Linked DNA regions of Homo sapiens: regions 2 and 3 are each linked to region 1. A link is an interaction called in ENCODE POLR2A ChIA-PET data of the cell type or tissue named here. Cell type or tissue: CD4-positive, alpha-beta T cell. All regions are shown on one strand.

Region 1 (8,000 bases):
ATAAATAAACACGGCCAGTAGGAACCAAGGTGGATGTTCAGGATCAGAAATAGGGTAGATGAAAATAGTTTATAAAAAAAGAGTTTGAGAGAGGGGGAGGGAAACTGAATAACTAACCGAAAGCAGTAGGTGGTCAACACCATACAGTATGAAGGAACCACGAATACAAAACAAGGAAAACAAAAGACAGATTTTCAGAGTGCTGCCATGATGCACACAATTTCAAATAAAAGCTATGGTGAGTTTTAGCAAAATTTGGATATAAGAGATTTGGTTTTCAGATCCTGAGTCTCCTTTTTTGGCAGTGTTTTCTCATATCTGCGGTCTCTTCTCTTTAAGCACCAGAGGCCCCTCTATTCCTCACCAAGGAGAAAATATTGATGTAGACTCTTGGTGTGTAAGGCAAGACATAATCTTCCAAGAGTATCTGAAAGCTTCATCTTTATGTGGAAGGAATTTTCAGGTAAAAAGCTGGTGTGGAATTATACGAACCTTCCTGGTGTCCCTTCTCTCAAACCTCCCTAGAGGCACTTTCTATTTTTACTCTCTCTTCCTTGGTGCCATTTGTAACAGTGGGTATCTAGTTTACAAGGCACATCTTCACCCTGTCTTTGACTGGATTGAAAGAGGTTCCTTTCTCTAAGAAACAGCAGAATTCATGTAAGGAAAAGGCTATTTAGGTGAAATCGTGCTATGATATTTTGCTATGTCCAATCTATGATAAGGTCTTTGAAGGCCTATTATTGAGATGTGAAGTGTAAGGAAGCCAGTAGTCATTGAAAATTGCATTTCACGTAGAAACGTGCATCGCATTTGCTGAGGACATGAGTACCAGGGCTGGTGCTCTGAGCATGCCAGCGCTTGTTTACATGGGGCTGAAGGATGGCTTCCTCACTCGAACTACAAGGGCTGCCCCACCCTGCACTGGACTCAATGGAAGGAAGGGCGGGGTTGGCACAAAAAGTTTTGACAATACTCCAGTTCTTTGCACCCCAAATATTTACTGAAACAGTCGGATAATTCTTTAGGGAGACCAGGCCTAACACTACAAAAGGTGGCAAAGAGCCAGGAGGAGAAAAAAATGCTCCCGTTTGGTAAGGTTGTGTTTATTTTTGCCTGTAATAAATGCAGAAACAACAATACAGAAATACAGAAATTGTCCTACACACACCCTCTTCAAACTGATCACGCATTTGAAAATTTAGCTTCAGGGAAACCAGCCACTGCAGCTTCTATTCAGGCATTCCTGGTCCTGCAGGCAGCTGTTTCCTCTGCTTGGAATAGTGTCTCTTCTCACTGAAGCCCACCTTTCTTCTGATTCCTCTGCAGTCTTCTCCACATCCCACTGCCTGTATTAAGCCTCTCCCAGTTGTCCCAGCCCACAGTAATCTCTCTGTTCTTGGGCCTCCTACAGCACTCACTTGGCAAGTGTGGTGGCATTTATCTGCTTGTCCACTCAGCTCCTCTCCTTACCACTGGACCTTACACGGAATAGTCAACCTTCACTACATACGCCTACAAACAATGACAAGTTATTATAGTATAGTGGTTTAGGTGCACCATTGTCAAGTTCATGTTTGTGTGATTTGTAAACTCAAATGAAGAAGTTGGGCCAGGCGCGAATGCTCAGGCCTGTAATCCCAGCATTTTGGGAGGCCGAGGTGGGTGGATCACAAGAGGTCAGGAGTTCAAGGCCAGCCTGGCCAACATGATGAAACCCCATCTCTACCAAAAGTACAAAAAATTAGCCAGGCATAGTGGTGGGCACCTGTAATCCCAGCTACTCGGGAGGCTGAGACACGAGAATCACTTGAACCTGAGAGGCAGAGGTTGCAGTGAGCCAAGATCACACCACTTTACTCCAGCCTGGGTGACAGAGCGAGATTCCATCACTCACAAACACACACACACACACCCATTAAAAAAAAAAAAGTTTTCCTTTGTTACTTTTGAAATGTAGTAAATCCCTAATGTGTAATCATTTTCAAACATCATGGATTTTGTTAGGAGGCATAAGAAACAGCACGTGGGCTAGGCACCGTGGCTCATGCCTGTAATCCCAGCGATTTGGGAGGCCGAGGCAGGTGGATCACGAAGTCAGGAGTTCAAGACCAGCCTGGCCAACACAGTGAAACCCCATGTCTACTAAAAATACAAAAAATTAGTCGGGCGTGGTACCAGGCGCCTGTAATCCCAGCTACTCAGGAGGCTGAGGCAGGAGAATTGCTTGAACCCGGGAGGCAGATGTTGCAGTGAGCTGAGACCATGCCACTGCACTCCAGCCTGGGTGACAGAGTGAGACTCCATCTCAAAAAAAAAAAAAGAAAAGAAAAGAAAAGAAAGAGCACCTGGCAGATATGGGTAGAGAGATGAAGAACTAACTGAAGAGAATGAGAAGAGCAAGGAACTGGTTCACACAGTGCGAGCCCCATTGGTGTGCTTTACGTGGTCTGCTTCACTTGGGATTTTCTTGTGTTTGTTTGTTTTTTTTTTGTTGTTGTTTTTTTTTTGTTTTTTTTTTTTGTAGAGACAAGGTGTTGCTAAGTTTTGCCCAGGCTGGTCTTGAACACCTAGCCTTGAGCAATCCTCCCAAGGCCTTCTATCTTGGGTTTAACACTGAAAGTCCTAGGCAACCCCTCAGGCAAACCAGAAAGGTGGGTCACCCTACCAGGTGGCCAGTAAGCATCTTGACAAGAAGGAAATAACGTTTTAAGTCATGAACAGAGCCCTCTTTACTTTCTTTCACTTCAAATTCCAGTGCCTCGGCCTCTCCAAGGACATTCCACTCTCCTATAACAAGCCGAGGAGCAGGCAAAAATGCCCAGGGACTAAGCAGGAGTCCTGGGTTTATTAAACTCTCTCCACTTCAGAAGCAATGCCAGGCCCATTAGGACAACTGGTGAAGGGAAAAAGCTTAAACATAGTTCTCACAAACAGAAACGAAAGGGAATATTCTGAACTGGAAACAGTGACCTTTATGGCATTATTCCAAAAGGAAAGTCAAAGGCAGAGCCTCAGGAAGGCAAATGTCCAGGATCCACAGGAACTCTGACTTATGCGGAACATTCCACACGAGGCCTGCTAATTACAGCGCTGGAGCATCTGTTTTGATAATGTTCTTTGAAATCAACTCAACCCTGAGAATGTGTGCAAATAGACGAAAAAGAAGACTGGACTGTATGACTATGAATACATTTTGGATATTGTAGCATGTAGAAGAACGAAGTAGTACATTAGGAGCATCAAAAATATACATCACTTTTTTTTTTTTTTTTTTGAGACTGAGTCTTGCTCTTGTCACCCAGGCTGGAGTGCAATGGCACGATGTCGGCTCACTGCAACCTCCGTCTCCTGGGTTCAAGCTGTTCTCCTGCCTCAGCCTCCCAAGCAGCTGGGATTACAGGCTCCCTCCACCATGCCCGGCTAATTTTTATATTTTTAGTAGAGACGGGGCTTCGCCATGTTGGCCAGGCTGGTCTCGAACTCCTGACCTCATGATCCACCCGCCTCGACCTCCCAATGTGCTGGGATTACAGGCGTGAGCCACCGCACCCAGCCACATATTTTATATTGTGTGCATTTCACAGAACAGACACATTTGAAAAAATGAAATGGGCCTGAAATAAGCATAACAATAACAACATCATTAATAATGTCATGCACAAAACTAATTAGGGCTATAGAGTTTGTGTAGTAATGGGGATTTTTTTTCCATAATAAAATGATAAAGCTAAGGATTTTAATATGTGTAATGTATAACACAGTAATTCTGAACAAAAAAGCATAATAGGAATATTGGAAATTCTAATGCTTGTTTCTCTGTATGTAATGCAGGAATAAAACTGAGTTAGTTTATACAGACTTCTGTGACCAAGAATGCTCCTGTGTACCCTGGTACAAGTGTAAGTAGGTAACTTGGCTGGGAGTTGAAATTTAGGGGATGTGGTGCAGAGATATAATTTTACCACCAGGGGGTGTTCTTTCCTCTTCCGGAATGTTGATGAGTTTATGTAATCACAAACTAACCCTAAACCAGCCCCACTAAAAATGGGCCAGGCCAGATCCCAGGAAATGGGATTAACTTACATCATTCACACAAATTCCCTCTTGCCCTTCCATTTTAGAGACTGTTGAGTTTTCCTTCAGTTGAGAGAATCATGCTGGCAGCAAGCCAATCTACATGAACTGTCGAAAACAGATTACACCCCTCCTGCTGATCAAAACAGGAGAATGATGACTTAAGAAGTTAGTGCAGGTAGCTATTTCTGATTATCCCCGGGGAGCAGGAGTTTCAAGTAAGCAAGAACTCAGCAGTTAGAAAGCAAACATCGAAAGGGTCTGAGGGGTAGAAAAGTCTCCTGCTTGAATTTTGATCTAAGCTGATTTACAACTGAAAAAGGTTGATGCCTCATTAAAGACCAGAAAAGCCTAGGAAAATTACCAGAGAGATTTTGACAGCTTCCAGAGTCAGCCAGGGAATCTGTCCCAGCCCATTAGTATAACCAAGTTTAGAAAGCAAGGCCTTGGAGAGGTGCCCCAGGGAGATGCCCAAGGGAGTCCGTCTGAACCCAGCCAAATGCTTACTCTTGAAAAAGGAAGACTTTGTCCCCTCTGTCAGCTTAGTGCCAGAAGCTCTGTCAGGGAGAAAGGCTGTGAAGCTAAGAAATATGGGATATTAGGTCACCTGCTCAACTGAAGCAAGTTCAACAAATTCAAACTTTGAGTCAATACATTATTTCCCCTTTTAATGCCCAAAAGTAATACTTGCTCATTGCTAAAACCAACAATACAGAGGCTAAAGTAAAAATCAAAGGACTGTCCTCTCATGACCAGCCCACTCTCCTCAGCCCCACTTACCAGAAATACTCACAGTTGAGAATTTGCTTATATTTTTCGGGGTTTCCTTTTTCCCATGCATTATTTCTGCAAAATGGATCAGTCTATCTGTCTGGCTCTCCATCTATTCATTCTATGCATCTATTAATCACCCATTTGGTTTGGTTTGGTTTTTGCCAAAAAGATATATATATAAAAAATATATATCATATTATATATAATATATATCATATAATATATTATATATGATATATATTCTTTTGTGTAAGTTTTTTATTTAATTGAAATGAAACTTCATTTCAATTTAATGAAGCCGACTTTTCCAAATCAGATCCATTCTTTCTTATAGTGACACAATATTCCATTGTATGGATGGTCCATAACTTTACTAAGCCAGTGCCCTACTGACGAACATTTGTGCTAGTCCCAGTTTCTTTTTCTATTACAAGAATGCTATAATAAAATTCTTAATTAAAAGATGTGGTTATTAATGGATGTGTTGTGTTAAGGATCAGACATTGTGCTAAGCCCTCTACGGGATATTAGGATGAATAAAATATGTTTCCTGCCATCTTGGAGTTTACTCTTTTGTATGGGAGAACTATTAAAAAAAATTGACATTGCAAGGTGCAGTGGCTAACGCCTGTAATCCCAGCACTTTGGGAGGCCAAGGCAGGCAGATCACTTGATCAGGAGTTTGACACCAGCCTGGCCAACATGGCAAAACCCTGTCTCTACTAAAAATACAAAAATTAGCTGGGCGTTGTGACACATGCCTGTAATCCCAGCTACTTGGGAGGCTGAGGCAGGAGAATCACTTGAACCCAGGAGACAGAGGTTGCAGTGAGCCGAGATTGAGCCACTGCACTCCAGCCTAGGCGACAGAGCAAGACCAGTCTCAAAAAAAAAAAAAAAAAAAAAAAAAAAAAAAAAAAAAAAAAAAAAATATATATATATATATATATATATATATATATATATATATAAAATGTAAGAAAAATGATTTACATACTAAATAGTTGGATTAATTATAACATATCTGCCCAGGGAGTAGAAAGTTAGGTGCTACCAATTCTGACAGTTGGAATTAGGGAAGATTTCACTGAATTGACTTCATCTCTGTAGGGATTTGCTTTAGTCTGTTTGATGTGGGGCAGTTGAGGTGGAAGCTTGTACTCTTAACAAAGTCATCCTGTTCACCATGCACTGAGGCAAGGAGCTCTACAGTTTTTGCTATTTGAATTTCCTCTAAAAATAATTTCATAAAGATCTGGGAATGATTTGTCCTTCTTTTTTCTTTTTTTTGAGATGGAGGTCTCACTATGTTGCCCAGGCTAGTCTCAAACTCCTGGGCTCAAGCGATCCCTGCCTCAGCCTCCTGTGAGATGACAGGCACATGCCACTGTGCTCGGCTCTTGCTTTGTCTTCTTCTAAACTTGTTTCACTGAGTTTAGTCTACAGCTTTGTCTGATAATCTTAAAACTCATTACAAATATTCAACATGGCACCGCTCCTTGCTCTGTCCCAAAATGTTCTGGGTAAATGTCTGATCTCCAAATCAAGTATGCCATAAATTGTTGAATTAGTATTGTTATATCTGGTGTGACTGTCTAGAGAAAGCCATTTTATCAGTACATGGAATCTAACAGTATGATTTTGAAAGAAAACATATGAAACAACTCACCTGTGATAGCAAATCTCTTTGAGTCAGAACCTTCCCAGCAATCATGTAAACATACTGGAAGATGAGTTTTTATTTTTAAGCAATCTTAATTAGCAGGTCTCTTTCTTATTAACATCTTCAAAGGGCTTTCAGCTCCTCCCTAGATGAAAGGTCCTGTGTAAGGACAAATTATTAGTATGCTCACAAAATACACACACTAAATGCAGGAAAAGTGCAAACGGTTTAACTCCACAGCCTGCAATGCTCTTGAGATGCTTTGATCTGCCAGGATAGCCATCAATTATTCTATATCCTTTACTCTTTAAATGCATGCATCAAAGCATGTTCATGCCCACCCTTGTAAATCCAGTTGTTTATTTCAAAATAGTTCTTCTGAATTAACCCTTGTTTCCTTTTTCCTTTGTTGAGAGCTGCTGATTCAGCTTATTGGGGAAAGCGTATATGTAACCTTGGGTTTAGAGTAGAAAATAATCTTTTTTTGCTCTATAAAGATGTCCATGGGCCAGGCGCAGTGGCTCATGCCTGTAATACCAGCACTTTGGGAGGCTGAGGAGGGCAGGTCACCTGAGATCAGGAGTTGGAGACCAGCCTGGTCAACATGGTGAAACCCCATCTCTACCAAAAAATACAAAAATTAGCCGGGCGTGATAGCAGGCGTCTGTAGTCCCAGCTACTCGGGAGGCTGAGGCAGAGGAATCGCTTGAGCCCAGGAGACAGAGGTTGCAGTGAGCTGAGATTGTATGACTGCACTCCAGCCTGGGCGACAGAGCGAGGCTCCATATCAAATAAAAAAAAAGATGTTCATGACATAAAAATGTACATTAATAAAGATTCATTGGTAAACTGGGAAAATATATATAATAAGTGAAAAAAGCGTGATACAAAAATTTATAGAGTATTATCACAACTGTAATACTAATAATTGCTAACATTAATTAAATACAACAGTGCCAATCACTGACCTGAATGCTTTACCTGTGTGATATACTTTAATCTTCACAATGAGACGAATATTGTCATCTCTCTTTTACATATAAAGAAACTGAAGCTCAGAAAGTTTAAGTAACTAGACCATGATCACACAGCCAATCAGTGGTGGAGCTCATGGGGTTCTATCTGGTACTGACTGACAACAAAGCTTTGTGATGGTCCTGCTGCCTTTTAACAGTGAATATACCTAAGCAGAGAGATTTAGGGTGATTTTTCCCCTACTTTTTTACACTTACACTTTTTTTAAGAATAAGCAAAACTAACATACTAACTAATGAAGTAATCAAATAAAATTAATAAAGAGGGCTGAGTAGCTCTTTTATTCATGGCATGATAACTTGAGATAAATATAGGTAACATGTCATTAAGCTCAAAGTTGTCTGGGCCTCTGCTGCCTTATCTTTAAAATGAAAGGGTTGCACCAAGCAATCTCAAAGACACCTTTCAATTTTCATATTACTTTAGTTCATTGTTTCTGATTATGCTTCAG
Region 2 (8,000 bases), 60 kb after region 1:
TTTAAGATAAAGCTCACCATGGCAGACCATCCACATCAATCTGTGAGGAAAAAACTCATCTTGTCCATGCCCCAAATGAAGAGGACTGGTGTAACAGCACAAACAGAAGCCAACACAATAGGCATCTCACTTGGTTCAGCTTACACAGTTATGACTGAAAAATTAAAGTTGAGCAAACTTTCCATTTGATGGATGCCAAAACTGTTGAGGCCAGATCAGCTGCAGACAATGGAAATTTTACACAAGTAGGATCAAGATCCTGAAGCATTTCTTTGAAGAACTGTAACAAGAGATGAAACATGGCTTTATCAGTGTAATTCTGAAGACAATGCACAATCAAAGAAATGGTTACCAAGAGGTGGAAGTGGTGCAGTCAAAGCAAAAGTGGGTTGGTTAAGATTAAAAGTCATGGCAACAGTTTTTTGGGATGCTCAAGGCATTTTGCTTAAGCATCCCAAAAAACTTTCTGGAGACTTTCTTGAGGACCAGAGACTGATAACTTCTGCTTATTATGATTACATTTTGAGAAAGTCAGCCAAAGCTTTAACAGAAAATGCCTGGGAGGGCTTCACCAGAGAGTCCTTCTCCACTCTGACAACACTCCTGCCCATGTCAAATGAGGGCAATTTTGGGAGAGTTTTGAGGTAAAATTATTAGGCATCTACCTTACAGTCCTGATTTGGCTCCTTCTGACTTCTTTTTGGTTTCTAATCTTAAAAATCTATAAAGGGTACCCATTTTTCTTCAGTTAATAATATAAAAAGGATTGCATTGATATGGGTAAATTCCCAGGACCCTCAGTTCTTTAGGAATGGACTAAGTGGCTGGTATCATCACTTACAAAAACATGTTGACCTTGATGGCACTTATGTTGAGAAATAAAGTTTGCATTTTTTATTTATGTATTTTAATTCAATTTTTCCATGAACTTTCTGAAGTCCGTGTGTGTGTGTGTGTGTGTGTGTGTGTGTGTGTGTGTGTGTGTGTTTATAAAATCAAATGCTTAGAATTAGAATAGAAATCTGGTGCTGTGGTAAGGGTTTTAACCAATAGTAAAATATTTACAAGTTCAATGCAGGGTTGTGATAGAGACTAAAAGGGTCCCTGCCCTGAATGACACAAACAAATTAATCAATCTTTTTATTTTTTGATTTTAAAACAGGAACTGCCATATGCCTAGCCCCCAGTGAGGCCCCATGGAAGTTGTGGGAGAAACTTAGGTGATATTCCTTTCCTCCAGACTGCAATATTGTTGAGGAGATGAAATTAACCACACATAACAATAAAAGATGGTGTATAATGAAATGCTAGGCAGAGTGCGGCACTCCATAGGTGGAGTGGGAGATGGGAGAAGGAAGGTTTGTGGAAGAAAGCAGGTCAGGCTTTACAAAAATGCAAAGACATCAGCTGATTCTCACAGAATGGGTGGGACGTGAACCCCAACCCACACAGAGGTGTCTGGGTACCTTGAAGAAAAGGCCCGTTAGGGAAATACTGACAATTTTGAGTAAGCTGACCACATTTTTCATAAAAATATCAGTACATATGGTCTGACACATGGTCTAACAACAGGAAAGAATATTTTTAATTGGGGCTGCCCCAGAAAATCTAGAACATATGGTTACTTTATTTACAGGCCAAGAAACTCCTAATTACAAGAGAAAACGGAACTGACCAGCCCTCGGTAGACAAGACCTAGCCACTGCCATGCAAGAAGCTGCTAAACTATTTCCCTCCAGTCATCAAAGTTTATGTTCTTTTTTAAGGTTTCTGTTAGTATTTTCAGATAAAAGGTCAGTGCCTGAACTATACAAGACAAGCTGGGGAAATTCTACTCAGATTTCTTCAATTGCATTCTTTAACAGTCTCTCAAATTGCCTCAAATAATTTTTGTACTAGGCAGGGTATAAATAATGAATGCAAAAATGTTTCTTCCACCTGGGATAATAAAATAAGTCCAATTTAAAATTTCCTTCCCTTGAAGAAAAGGGGAACGTCTATACCCACGAAGTTTTTAGCTTGTTATCAGAGTTCTCATCTATATTGAAAAATACATTTTAAATTATCAAGATTGTTATATGTAATTTTGTTCTTTGCTTCTCTGATGTTTCACTGTTTTGCTCTTTAGTAGCTTACTGTCTGAAACAAAATACATGCCACAAGCTTCCTTATCCAGTTTTGCAATTTAATAATCTTAGCAATTATTGGAAAAGAAACAGTTTAAAAGGCTTTAACTCAAGTCTTGGCAGGTTAGAACATCTTCCATTTCATCTTTCACCCCATCCCAGGGCTCAGAGATCACTTGCCAACTCATTACTAATATTATCAAGGAAATGCACAGTTTTCTGCTTTTATGGTCAGTGAATACACTGACCAAGATGATGTGGTAATCACTGTGGATGAACAACAACAAAGCTACACATTTGAGCAAACCTTTTTCCTTATGTCTTAAACAAAATCTTAATTAAATGCATCTTAAAATACAGGATAAATGTTTCTGATAAAAGCAAAAAGATGTGCTTTTAATGAGATTTTCTGGGCACCAGACTTGTCTTTTCTCTTTCAATCTTCCATTATTATTTGAGGCCTCAAAATACTTACACTGATGGGCCGGGCGCGGTGGCTCACGCCTGTAATCCCAGCACTTTGGGAGGCCGAGGCAGGCAGATCATGAGGTCAGGAGATCAAGACCATCCTGGCTAACATGGTGAAAACCCGTATCTGCTAAAAATACAAAAATTAGCTGGGCATGGTGGCGGGTGCCTGTAGTCCCAGCTACTCGGGAGGCTGAGGCAGGAGAACGGCGTGAACCCAGGAGGCGGAGCTTTCAGTGAGCCGAGATTGTGCCACTACAGTCCAGCACTCTAGCCTGGGTGACAGAGCGAGAGACTCCATCTCAAAAAAAAAAAAAAAAAAAAAAAAAAGAAATACTTACACTGAAAGAGCCCGATTTTCATTAGCTGCGGTTGCTAAAAATGGGGAACCACCTAAACACACAACAATATAAACTGGGCCAGGTGCAGTGGCTCAGGCCTATAATCCCAGCACTTCGGGAGGCCGAGTAGAGTGGATCACCTGAGGTCAGGAGTTCAAGACCAGCCTAGCCAACATGGTGAAACCCCGTCTCCACTAAAAAAATATATATATATAAATTAGCCAGGTGTGCTGACAGGTGTCTGTAATCCCAGCTACTTGGGAGGCTGAGGCAGGGAGATTCCCAGCTACTCGGGAAGCCGAGGCAGGGAGAATCACTTGAAACCGGGAGGCAAAGTTTGCAGTGAGCTGAGATGGTGCCACTGCACTCCAGTCTGGGCGACAGAGTGAGACTCCGTCTCAAAAACAAAAAACAAACAAAAACCAAAAGAAAGGGAATATTTTACAACCACTAAAATTTAAAACTTAATTCAGCCTTAAAAAGGAAGAAAATTCTGTCACATGCTACAAACATAGATGAACCTTGCAGACATTACACTAGGTGAAATAAGCCAGACACAAAAGGACAAATACTATATGATTTCAGCTACAGGAGCTACCTAGAGTAGTCAAACTCACAGAGCAAGTAGGATGTGGTTTCCAGGGGCTGCTGGGTGAAGGGGGGATGGGGAATTGTTATTTAATAGGTACAGAGTTTCAGTTTTGCAGGAAGAAAAGAGTTCTAGAAATGTATAGTGGTGTTGGTTGCACAACAATGCAAACGTACTTAATGCCATTGAACTGTATACTTAAAAATGGTTAAATGACAAACTCCATGTTATGCATATTTTACCACAATTTTTTAAAAATGAAAAGTCTAATTAATGCAAATAATTCTAAATGTTGACATTGCTGGTTATCCACATGGATAAAAACTCTCTCTTCCTGTCACCACACCTAGGTCTAATGCTGATGGTGAATTTTCCATGGTCTTTGGATAATTGGGCACTCAGTAAATGCAAGTGGTGTTAATGATGTGACAGTTATTTGCCTGGTCTCCTTGAATAAGTAAGTATTGATATATTAATATCTTTATTTATTTATTTATTTATTTATTTATTTATTTATTTATTTTGAGACAAGGTCTCGCTCTGTCACCCAAGCTGGAGTGTAGTGGCATGATCATGGCTCACTGCAGCCTCAACTTCCCAGGCTCAAGCAATCCTCACACCTAAGCCTCCCCAGTAGCCAGGACTGCAGGTATATGGCACAACATCTGGCTAGTTTTTGCATTTTTTGTAGAGATGGGGTTTTGCCATGTTGCCCAGGCTGGTCTTGAACTCCTGGGCTCAAGCGATCCACCTGCCTCGGCCTCCCAAAGTGCTGGGATTACAGCATGAGCCATTGTGCCCGGCCAATGTCATTTTTAATAATAGCTGTAGCTAAGTTTCTTAAGTGCTTGCTATATACTGAGTACTGATCTAAATAGTAAAATTCTCAAAGCAACCCTATGAAAGTTTGTATATGATGTGTCTAGTCTCAGAGAGGTAATTTACCCTCTGTTGCTAACCAGCAAGTGGAAGAGCAGGGGTATTAACGTAGTGGTATGATCCAGTGCTTACCCTTTACAACATTAGTCTCAAGCCAGATTCTTAGAAAACAAAGGAGCCTATTATAACTACCACATTTTCATGGGTGAATCTCTTTACTAAATCTTTCATTTCTTCAACAAAAAGTTTGTTAAACACTTACTATGTTCCAGGCAATGGGCCAAGTGCTAGAGATTCATAAAACTAATAAGACATAGTCTTACAATCCAATAAAAAGAGAAAAATAAGTGAAAGATAACACGAGATGGTGTGATTAAAGAATACTGGGGGAGGGGGACCACAAAGAGGAAGGGCTCACAGTTTCGCTCAGTGGGGCACTTCACCTATTTTTTTCCCTTTGTATGCTGTGGGAAACATTTTTCTCTTTAATTTAACTGGTATAACATGTAAATAGATTGGGCAACAAAGAAAACTAAAATAAGTGTCAGAAGATATTTGAGGATACAAGATAAAAGAGGATAGAAAACATTCTAGATGGTCTATGTTAACAAAAGGATACCAGCTAGAAAAGCCAGATTAAAAGGTAGAGGAGAGTAACTGGGAGAAAAAGCAATAAAAAGGCCAGTGTAAGCAATAAGTGATATTTAGTGTATATCCTCAAATAGTAGGATCATGTACAAAATAGTTCAAGGACTTGTGCTGTATTGCCAAGGAGCATACAATCTAACAGGCACAAATAAGACAAAAGGCACAAATAAGAAACATATTTTTCAAGCAATAATTCATAAGGGCAAATTAAAATAATGCAGAAGATGAGTACCATCAAGGCAAAGGAATAAAAACAGCAAGATCCTAGGGGACTGGGGTCCAATTTTGAAATAAAGGAGGAGTACTGCTGGTGAAGAGGAACAGGGCATTGGAACTAGGAAGAGCAACCACGGAGCCATAGAGATTGGAAAAAATGAAGCCCTATAACCCCAGCACAATGACTTTAAGAGGAAGCAAGCAGCAAGTGGGACTGTGCTATAGGGAAGAATTCACAGATGACCTGGAGAAATTCAGGAGAATGAGAAGTGCTTACACATTAATGAAAGAACTCCAAAATACATACTTCCAAACTTCTACAAATTTTAATTTTGCCAGCCATAGAAAGGGAATCACTGCAACTGTGTGTATCCAACAAGCCAAAAGGTGAACTTCAAAGAGTGAAGGGGTCAGGTGTTTACCTTATTAAAATGTCATCAACAAGAGGGCTCAAAGTTGTCATAGAGCATTCACTGTTGATTCTGAACTAGCCCTTGGGTAACTGAGCTAAGTCTGGACACAGTGTGGGAAAAAGGCAAGAGAGAAAGAATGCATCAAAGACAGGAAATCAACTCTGCAATGTATAATAATTGAATATTGCACATGTTCTTGAATATTGCACATGTCACTGTGCCCCAGGAACTATTGTAAAGGGCTCCTCGGGGAGCTCTATTGTAAAGGAGGGTTTGCTTATTTCATTTTCACCATCCTCCTGGAGGTGGGGAGTGGTAGAGCTGCTCCCAGGAGCCCAGACCCTTCACCACCAGACTACCCCATCTTTTTACTGCTTCTGAAGTGATTATGCAAAATTCTGTCTCTTGAAATGGACGGGCAATTACTTGTATATATGAATGTAATATAACAAGTATTTTCCAACTGTGATCTATGCAGCCTAAAGAATCTGTTTTATTTTTAATGAATTTACTTGTAGTCTGCCACATGCCATAAAGAATTTGATGCCAAATGACAGGTGTATAGGAAGTAGATTGTGAATTTAGTTAGATTTTATACATGGTTCCATAAAAAACTATTCTTCTGAATTTTGAAAAGTATTGAAAACGAATCACAGAGAAGTTATTAGACAGGGCAGAGTTCATTCTCCAGAACTCTGTTAACAGCTTTAGGGACTTAGAACCAGCCAAGCCCTTCTTGGAAGTCATGCCATATACTCATCTGGGCACTTAGCAAGTATTGATTCACACCCCAATCTGAACTCTGAAAGATAAGATAATGACTTTGTAATATCAGTCATCAAATAATAAATATTCATTCTCTGACTCTCTGAAGAGAAGATACATTTAAAATGTCAGCTGCATTTTATTGTAACTAGATGGAAATTTGTTTTATTACTCCTAAGCTGTTAAATAAAGAAGCTACAAACCATGCACTGAAGAAGACTAAAAGCAAATGCTGAAGTAATAGTAATCACACCATTCCGCAGAAATTACCAGTAGTGCTAGGAGTGTAAGGATACTATTTAGTCTTAATCTCAGCTTTTCCAGCCCTTCTTTCTGAGGCAATTTTTCTTTTCTTTCTTTTTTTTTAAGATGGAGTTTCGCTCTTGTTGCCCAGGCTGGAGTGCAATGGTGCAATCTTGGCTCACTGTAACCTCTGCCTCCTGGATTCAAGCGATTCTCCTGCCTCAGCCTCCCAAGTAGCTGGGATTATGGGTGCCCACCACCACGCCTGGCTAATTTTGTATTTTTAGTAGAGATGGGGTTTCTACATGCTGGTCAGGCTTGTCTCGAGCTCCCAACCTCAGGTGATCCACCCGCCTCGGCCTCCCAAAGTGCTGGGATTACAGGTGTCAGCCACCGGAGCCCGGCCTGATGCAATTATTTAATTGCTAGATATTATGGGTTGAGTTGTTCCCCCCAAAACTTATATGTTGAAGTCCTAACTCCCTTTGATTGTGACTATATTTAGAGATAGGGTCTTTACAGAGGTAATTAAGTTAAAATGAGATCATTAGGGTGGGGCCCTAATCCAATATAACTGGTGTCCTGATAAGAGGAGGAAATTTAGACACAGACACACAGAGAGGGAAGGTGATATAAAGACACAGCCAGAAGACAGCCATTTACCAGCCAAGGAGACGGGTCTCAGAAGAAACCAACCCTGCCAACACCTTGGACTTCTAGTCTCTGGAATTGTGAGAAAATTAATTTCTGTTGATTGAAGCTATTCAGTCTGGAGTACTTTGTTATGGCACCCCTAGCAAACTAATCTACTGCGCACTCCCCTAGACTAAGCTCACTGAGGGCCAGCACGAGTCTGGGCGTCTTCTTTACCCTTGAATTCCCAGTACATTTTGTGGAGCCTAGTACACAGTAGATGTTTATTGAATGTTGTTGAATGAATAGCTGAACTTAGCTGAATGTTTTGGCCCATTTCTCTGGAGTACAGGGATTTAATGATTACCAAAAATAATCAAAGGACATTTTCTTCCTTTGTCAAAAAATAACTTCAGATTCAGATTTTTAAAATAGTGATCATACATTGTGAAAAATAGCAGTATAAAGAAGGAAAACACAATCATCAGATCTTGCCACTTAGATGTAACTACTTTACATTCTGACACTTCCCAGTCTTTTTCTATACACATACATATTTTAACACAGAGGAAATAATAGTGTACCACTTATCATTATGTCACATTTCCCCTACATCATTAAAAATTATTCATAAGCATTTGAATGGCTATAAAATATATAATATCATATGCATCTTTCA
Region 3 (8,000 bases), 140 kb after region 1:
AATATTAAAGTGTTGGGCAGAAAAGTTCATTGCATTAAACTAGATTTAGGTGAAGCCTAGTCATTGTTACCAATATACCTGCCATGAGTGAGGTAATATTGTGTCGTTATATAATATTTCCAGGTTTCTATAGAATTATCTTAATTCCATTTAGTAAGTCCACTCTTTTCAGGTGGAGAGAAAAGGTCAATGTGAAATGTCATTGCCTTGAGATGATGGTACCTCATTTTCCATCTAGTTAGTCACCCTGTCCAACTTCCCATCCTACCACTTTGGTTGAGCCATACTGAAAGGGTTTTTATTATCCAGAGGGTGTCTTGGGACCAGCTCTTCAGCTGTGTTTTCAGGGATCTGGATTCTAAGCAGGCTGTTTGCCTTTTGGATCATATTGGGAATAATCACTGTCAGGGTAGTTGGAAAGGAATTTGGGTGAAGAACTAAGAGCATTGATACAACTAATGTTGTAGCTTTGCCAAATCATTTAACTTTTATTTTCTCACCTGAAATATAAGAATTACAGTATCTCCCCATTTCCTTTTAAGAGCATTGTGAAAATAAAAAGAAAGTACATGTGGCAGCTGTGGAAAGTAAGAAGTGCCATTCAGATACACTGTGGTGTGATTTCTTTGGAATTGTGTCACCCAGTAAAAGTGCTTTCCTGGCTTTTTGCTAGCATTTTAAATAATACTGTTCTCTCATCTCCGGCGGTTGAGTCATCTGAAACCAGCTTGATTTCTTTTTTTTTTTTTTTTCCAACTTTTATTTTAGATTCAGGGGTACATGTGCAGGTTTGTTACAAAGGGTATATTATCTGATGTGAGGTTTGGGGTACAGATGATCCCATCACTCAGGTAGTGAGCAAAGTACCCAATAGGTAGTTTTTCTTTTCTTTTCTTTTTTTTATTATACTTTAAGTTCTGAGTTACATGTGTACAATATGCAGGTTTGTTACATAGGTATACAGGTGCCATGGTGGTTTGCTGCACCCATCAACCTGTCACCAAATTAGGTATTTCTCCTAATGTTATCCCTCCCCTAGGCCCCCACCTCCCGACAGGCCCCAGTGTGTGATGTTCCCCTCTCTGTGTCCATGTGTTCTTATTGTTCACCTCCCACTTATGAGTGAGAAGATGCAGTGTTTGGTTTTCTGATCTTGTGATAGTTTGCTGAGAATGATGGTTTCCAGCTTCATCCACGTCCCTGCAAAGGACATGAACTCATCCTTTTTTATGGCTGCATAAAATTCCATGGTGCATATGTGCCACATTTTCTTAATCCAGTCTATCTTTGATGGACATTTGGGTTGGTTCCAAGTTTGCTATTGTGAGTAGTGCCACAGTAAACGTACATGTGCATGTGTCTTTATAGCAGCATGATTTATAATCCTTTGTGTATATGCCCAGTAATGGGATTGCTGGGTCAAATGGTATTTCTGGTTCTAGATCCTTGAGGAATTGCCACACTCTCTTCCACAATGGTTGAACTAATTTACACTCCCACCAACAGTGTAAAAGCGTTCCCCAATAGGTAGTTTTTCAACCCTTACCTCCTCCCTCCCTCCCTCCCTTCCTTATAGTCCTCAGTATGTATCATTCCCATCTTTATGTCAGTGAGTTCCCAGTGTTTAGCTCCTATTTATAAGTGAGAGCATTGTAAGGTAGGTATTTGGTTTTCTGTTTCTGTGTTAATTCATTTATGATAATGGCCTCCAGCTGTATCCATACTGCTGCAAAGGACATGATTTCTTTTTTATTGCTGTGTTGATTTCTTACATTTTAAAATTCTCTTGGTTCATAATTTTTTTTAAAGTCAGCCTTACACGTGCCATGAAATTTACCCTTTTTAGTGTGCAACTCTGAGTTTCCACAAAGATACACAAGGTCTTGCAAGCACCACCATAGTCAAGATACAGAACATTTTCAATACCTTCAAGTTCATGAATTTGTAAGCAGTCTGGATAGCATTATTAATGTTGCTGTGATCTGTCAAGATATTAATACTTGGTTCAGAAAAGGGAGAAAAATTACTTTTCTTCAGTGTAAACATTCAAACTGTAGAAGTTTTTGTGGAATATAGAGTGAAATACTTCTATATGTCTAAATAATAACTATAAAAATGATGTGAATATTTATTATTAAAGAATCAAAATTTTAAAAAACTTTTTTCCCTCTCCAACAGGTATTCAGAAACGTGAAGCCAGCAATTGTTTCGCAATTCGGCATTTTGAAAACAAATTTGCCGTGGAAACTTTAATTTGTTCTTGAACAGTCAAGAAAAACATTATTGAGGAAAATTAATATCACAGCATAACCCCACCCTTTACATTTTGTGCAGTGATTATTTTTTAAAGTCTTCTTTCATGTAAGTAGCAAACAGGGCTTTACTATCTTTTCATCTCATTAATTCAATTAAAACCATTACCTTAAAATTTTTTTCTTTCGAAGTGTGGTGTCTTTTATATTTGAATTAGTAACTGTATGAAGTCATAGATAATAGTACATGTCACCTTAGGTAGTAGGAAGAATTACAATTTCTTTAAATCATTTATCTGGATTTTTATGTTTTATTAGCATTTTCAAGAAGACGGATTATCTAGAGAATAATCATATATATGCATACGTAAAAATGGACCACAGTGACTTATTTGTAGTTGTTAGTTGCCCTGCTACCTAGTTTGTTAGTGCATTTGAGCACACATTTTAATTTTCCTCTAATTAAAATGTGCAGTATTTTCAGTGTCAAATATATTTAACTATTTAGAGAATGATTTCCACCTTTATGTTTTAATATCCTAGGCATCTGCTGTAATAATATTTTAGAAAATGTTTGGAATTTAAGAAATAACTTGTGTTACTAATTTGTATAACCCATATCTGTGCAATGGAATATAAATATCACAAAGTTGTTTAACTAGACTGCGTGTTGTTTTTCCCGTATAATAAAACCAAAGAATAGTTTGGTTCTTCAAATCTTAAGAGAATCCACATAAAAGAAGAAACTATTTTTTAAAAATTCACTTCTATATATACAATGAGTAAAATCACAGATTTTTTCTTTAAATAAAAATAAGTCATTTTAATAACTAAACCAGATTCTTTGTGGATACTATTAAAGTAACATTTAAGCCTCAACCTTGAATGATGTTGTTTAATATAAAATGCTTTTATTTTTGATGGAAAGGCAATCAAAGCCTAAAGTTTCCAAGGAACGTAAAATAACTGTGCTTCTCTGAGAATGCCCGCCTCACAAGTGGAACATTTTGAGTTAATAATGATGATTTTTATGTTTCTAAGGTTGCTTCCTCTCTGAAATAATTCAGAATCCACCCCCATTTAATAAAATACCTATGATTCATTTCACCTCAAGTTCCTAAGACAAAAAATTTCAATTCTGACTTTAGGAGGTCAGAGTTTTTAAAGCTTCCAACTCTTAAAGGATTTAGTCTAGAAACCAATTCTAATTCAAAAGGATATTATTTACTCATGGCTTTTCATTTCATTTCAGTAATATTGTCAGAACTTTAAGTCAGTGAGTTGGGTATTCAGGAATTAACAATTTTAGAAGACAATATGTTTCAATAAAATGAGAATTGGTTTTTCCTACTTTCCAGGCTCTAAAATTACATGAATTTTCAGGGAGCTGTGAACATTTAGGAGCACATTATTCATTCAGCATCTTTTATATGCCCAACATATGATATTGTGTTGAAGATATATCTGCAAAGAAGAAAAAAAGCCACTGCCGTCGTGGAGACTCACAATCTAGGAAAAGAGAGGGACAGCAAACAACTCATTACAATACATTGGGATCAGTAGTGTGAGGGAGAAAAACAGGTCTAGGTTCTTTGGAAAACATTTAGGAGAGTCAATGAGACTTTCAGAATGTGAAGTGCATGGGATTAGGTCATGGAAGAAGACCATGTATGTCATCTTGAGGACTTCATTCTGTAGACCATGGGCCACTATTGAAGTTTTGCATTTTGGAAGGAGCTTATTAGTTTGTTTTCCTGTTGATTATAGTAGTAATGCAGTATCAGGGTAGCTGAACTGCAATAATAATCCCAACATCTCACTGGCTTCATGCAGTAGGAATATGCTTTCATCACAGTCCAGTATGGCAGGCAACCTCCAGACTCCCAGGGACCCAAACTTACACTTTACTAAATGTAATTCTTTCATTTGAATTTTTAAAGGTTTTTGTATAATCATCTTAGTAAAACATTTGATAATTCTTCACAACATTTGCAATCATTGATTTGGCCAGATTGGTCTAACATGGTACCCATGATTTTACTTCATTTCCAGTACTATTCTGATAATTTCCTTTAGAGTCAATTGAGTAGAGAGTACCCCTCTCACCTAAGCTTAGTCATGTCCCAGGAATTTTGGAACTCCAACTGAGATTTCAGGCTCATTATTCATTCTAGGGCTGAATGAATAATGTGCCCTTTGAACCCTTGTGCCATGCTGGAAACTGTGGTCTTGGTGTGGCATGGAAAAACCAGAGGGTGAGGGATGTGGATGAGAAGATGACAGAGAATCAGACATGCAGAGAGGACTGCCAGGTCTCCCAGTGGGTTCCAGGGAGACTCAGCTATCCTTCCCTCTTCTTGAGTTCTGTCTTAGTCCATTCGGGCTACTATAACAAAATACCATAGACTGAGTGGCTTTAAACAACAGAAGCTTGTTTCTCACAGTTCCAGAAGCTGGAAAGTTCAAGATCAAGTCACCTGCAGATTCAGTGTCTGATGAGGTCCTCCTTCCTCACAGAAAGCTCTCTTCTCTCTGTGACCTTATATCACAGATGACTCTGGGTTCCTCTTACAAGGACACTAGTTCCATTCATGGGGGTTCCACTCTCATGACCTAACACCTCTCAAAGGCCCCATTTCCTAATACTGTCACCTTGGGGGTAAGGATTTCAACATGAATTCTGGGGGGACACAAACATTCAAACCATAGCAAGTTCCATAATGCACCCCATCATATGTGTGTGTGTGTGTATTTATTTATTTATCTAAGATAGCTCTAGTTTGCTGCTTTGCAACACATTCTGCCCCTATTGCATTGGTTTAAAAAAAAAGTACAGAAGTCAAGATGAGACTATATAAATCTTGACAAGTTGTTGGCCGTGATTGCTCTTTTGTGATGCAGGAGTGAGAATCTGGAGAATCTGGCTTAAGAGGTGGCTGAGAATTAAAATAATAGGCATGAAAATGCTTCATACAGCTCTGTACAGTTGTTGACAGTGCCTTTTTTGAAACCTATCACTGCTATATGTTAGCAAGCAAACACTGATCTTGTTTTGTAATGTGTAATTGTTCACTTCTGCTTTCCCTGTATCCCTTTTTAGATTCCACACCCATATTAGTGAGAAGCAAGAAAAAAAAATGTACACAGTGTCCTAAATGTTGTTTATCTCGAATAATAGAAGTAGGAGTGTAAAACTTAAAGGCTGATTAATAATGCAAATGAAAAGGCAAATGGATTATTGAATAGAAAAGGTCTAGATTCTATGTTTGAATGTGGTTATGAATTAATATGGGCAGAATCTCTAAGATTCTGCTAAGTGAACATTTAGTAGTTTACTAGACATCTTCTCTTCCACCTAGCAAAGAGTTTGTTGCCCAGAGTTATATAAATCCTACTCTATTGCACACTAATCTTTGCATGTTTAACTCTTTGGGACTTAGGTTCCTAGATAAGGACTTCATGTGTATCTATTTAGAAAAAGAACATTTCTTCATTTCCACAAAGCTACACAGCCATCAGTTCGTTCAATATCTTGTCCAAAGTTATTGCTAGCGTTCTTCTTTCTGAGTCTTTGTGGCTAATGCTTTTTTGAGGAAGAAGCATGATTTAGTCTCAGCTCTCTATTGATCATTTTAGGCTTTTATCTTACTGAAAAAATTAAGCACAATTTAAGATTTTTTTTGAAATATTTACTGAATTTTGAGGCCATAAATTATTTCCTGATAGCACACATGTATGGGTTGTAGATTCCACACTTTTAATCTTCCAGCCACCTATTGCAGATTGGTTCTGAGAAGCAGGATGAGTGGGAGTGGGCTTAGGGGTCAAAATTGAGACCTAAGTGGTATAAAACAAGATAATCCTAGCTTCCTCCCACTTAAAATAATTTGATGGGACTTCTGTATCTGATTTTTAAGCTTGCATTTGTGTTTATATTTTCATTGTAAAAATATCAAATAATACAGTTTTTGAAGGTAAAAAGTAAATGTTCCCGCCCTTCTACCATCCTCCTTCCTCAGTCCCATTCCCCAACAGTTTAACGTGCGATACAATAATGTGTGACACAAAATGACCTAGTTCTTGCCCTAGTGACTAAGCAGATGCAAACGCCTTCTTCTTTCCAAACAGTGTGGTCTTATCCCCGTCGCAAATGGAGGATATTTAAGAAACCCAAGCCAGAAACCCCACAGTCTTCACAGTCACTGTGTCCTCCACCTCCTAGCAGCTTCCTGCTGTTCTGCTCTAGTGGTTCTCTCTGCTTCCCCACACCCACCCGTAAGCCACAACAATCTTTCCAAAACACGAACTTGATGGTTTCATTGTCACACCCCAGCTTAAAACACTTTCCTGGCTTCCCCTGGTTCTTAGGATAAAGACCAAAATACTTAATGCTGCACAGTCCAGTCCCAACCCACTCTCCAGCTTCATCTTAATCACACCCCTCTTTGCTCCTAGTGTCCTACCACATTGCCTGACTTACTGTTTCTTGGTAAATGCTATTCTTACTTCCTGAAGATTATTTCCATCTCCTCACCCGACACCCTTCAGTTAGCTTCCACTCAACCTTCAGAATTTAGTTCAGGTGACCCTTCCTCAAGAGAAGATTTTCCTGAACCATTAGGAAAGGCTTCTCTTGTTTCTCAGTCTCATAGCATCATCTGTCTCTTTTTTGTGACTTGAATATAATTAATATTTTATATTTTGTCCTTGTTGCTTGTTTGGTTAATAGATTTCCACCACTAGACTGCTCAATACGTTAGTAGGGCACCTGACACATAGTTGCAGCTCTTATTTATTGAATGAATGAATGATTCCTTCCCGTACCACCCTAGTCTTGCCCACTGTCATTTTTATTCTGGGTATTATATTTCCCAACCAGTTGTCTGACTTTCTCCTCAGATCTCATCCCCATGGGTCTGAGTGAGTTGCCTTGAATATAAGATTCAGTGATGGTGTCCTGCTGCACTTAAGAGAAAATCCTTTTTTCAAGCCCTAAAATCCTGCCCTCACTAGACTTCTCTCACCATTTCTCTGTTTGCATCCTAGCCTTTTAGTTTTGGCCTCATATAAGCTTGCAGCCCTGCCTGAAACAGTTGTCTCTGTCCCCACTCTACCCCCTGCCCTCCACAAAGAAAAGTTAACTCTTACTCATCTTTCAGATCTCAGACTAAAAGTTTCCTCAGAGATGCCACCATAGCTCTCTATTTCTCATACCTTTCATGATACTTCATCACCTGTCTTCATGAAGTCCTCCTCTAGACTATTAGCAAAATGCTCATACTGTGTCCTCAGTATTTGGCACATAATAGGTTTTCTTGACACTGAAGGAAGGAATAAACATCTGGTAACTATAGCTAGAAAAAAAGGAAATACGGTATCTACTTCACTAAAACCAAAGGGGGTTTTTTTGGGCAGACAATCTTCATTATTCAGATGGAAATTAATGTTTGTTGAATGAATGAGCTACATTTCATGGATTAACTCCATGAAATGGAGTTCAGCTAGTAAGGGTTATACTTTGAGGCTATTTCATCTTGATGGGCTTGTTGTTCAAAGTTAGAGCCTCATTTTAAGTAAAATGTTCTGTGGGGGCCATATTAAGATTTTCATATGACAGAAGTGTATATATATCCACAAATGTTTCAAGCCAAGATTATGTCTTCTTCCATAATGCCACCTTCTTCTAGGATAGTATTTTTGGGCCAGATGGTTTTCCACATTTAAAACATACCAACATTCTTTTAAGGC

The links. ChIA-PET counts read pairs that join two places held together with the same protein. Peaks named below come from ENCODE experiments on the same cell type or tissue, not always from the same donor. Only the 100,000 strongest peaks of a DNase experiment are listed, where the experiment ranks them.
Region 2: POLR2A ChIA-PET joins it to region 1 with 18 read pairs; 4 of 35 experiments call an interaction of 5 or more read pairs at or near these places.
Region 3: POLR2A ChIA-PET joins it to region 1 with 12 read pairs; 7 of 35 experiments call an interaction of 5 or more read pairs at or near these places.

Annotation. Positions count from the first base shown.
Region 1 is chr13:48,123,102-48,131,101 of GRCh38, forward strand. It overlaps LOC105370198 (a long non-coding RNA gene), which reads right to left. Exons shown (of 6, transcript XR_007063792.1): 5 at 6,521-6,673. Among named protein-coding and RNA genes, the nearest start is that of MED4, 32 kb to the left of the region's middle. In CD4-positive, alpha-beta T cell, CTCF peaks have their summits at 3,973 (motif pointing right) and 4,174; a DNase peak (open chromatin) is centred at 3,980; H3K27ac peaks cover 674 bases.
Region 2 is chr13:48,182,897-48,190,896 of GRCh38, forward strand. It overlaps LOC105370198 (a long non-coding RNA gene), which reads right to left. Exons shown (of 6, transcript XR_007063792.1): 2 at 1-280. Among named protein-coding and RNA genes, the nearest start is that of ITM2B, 46 kb to the right of the region's middle. RefSeq lists an enhancer at 3,490-3,719. In CD4-positive, alpha-beta T cell, no CTCF peak of the experiment used is centred here; DNase peaks (open chromatin) are centred at 2,995 and 3,585; H3K4me3 peaks cover 799 bases; H3K27ac peaks cover 2,434 bases.
Region 3 is chr13:48,258,961-48,266,960 of GRCh38, forward strand. ITM2B (integral membrane protein 2B) reads left to right here. Exons shown (of 6, transcript NM_021999.5): 6 at 2,179-8,000. The coding sequence ends at 2,264. Among named protein-coding and RNA genes, the nearest start is that of ITM2B, 30 kb to the left of the region's middle. In CD4-positive, alpha-beta T cell, no CTCF peak of the experiment used is centred here; no DNase peak of the experiment used is centred here; H3K27ac peaks cover 956 bases.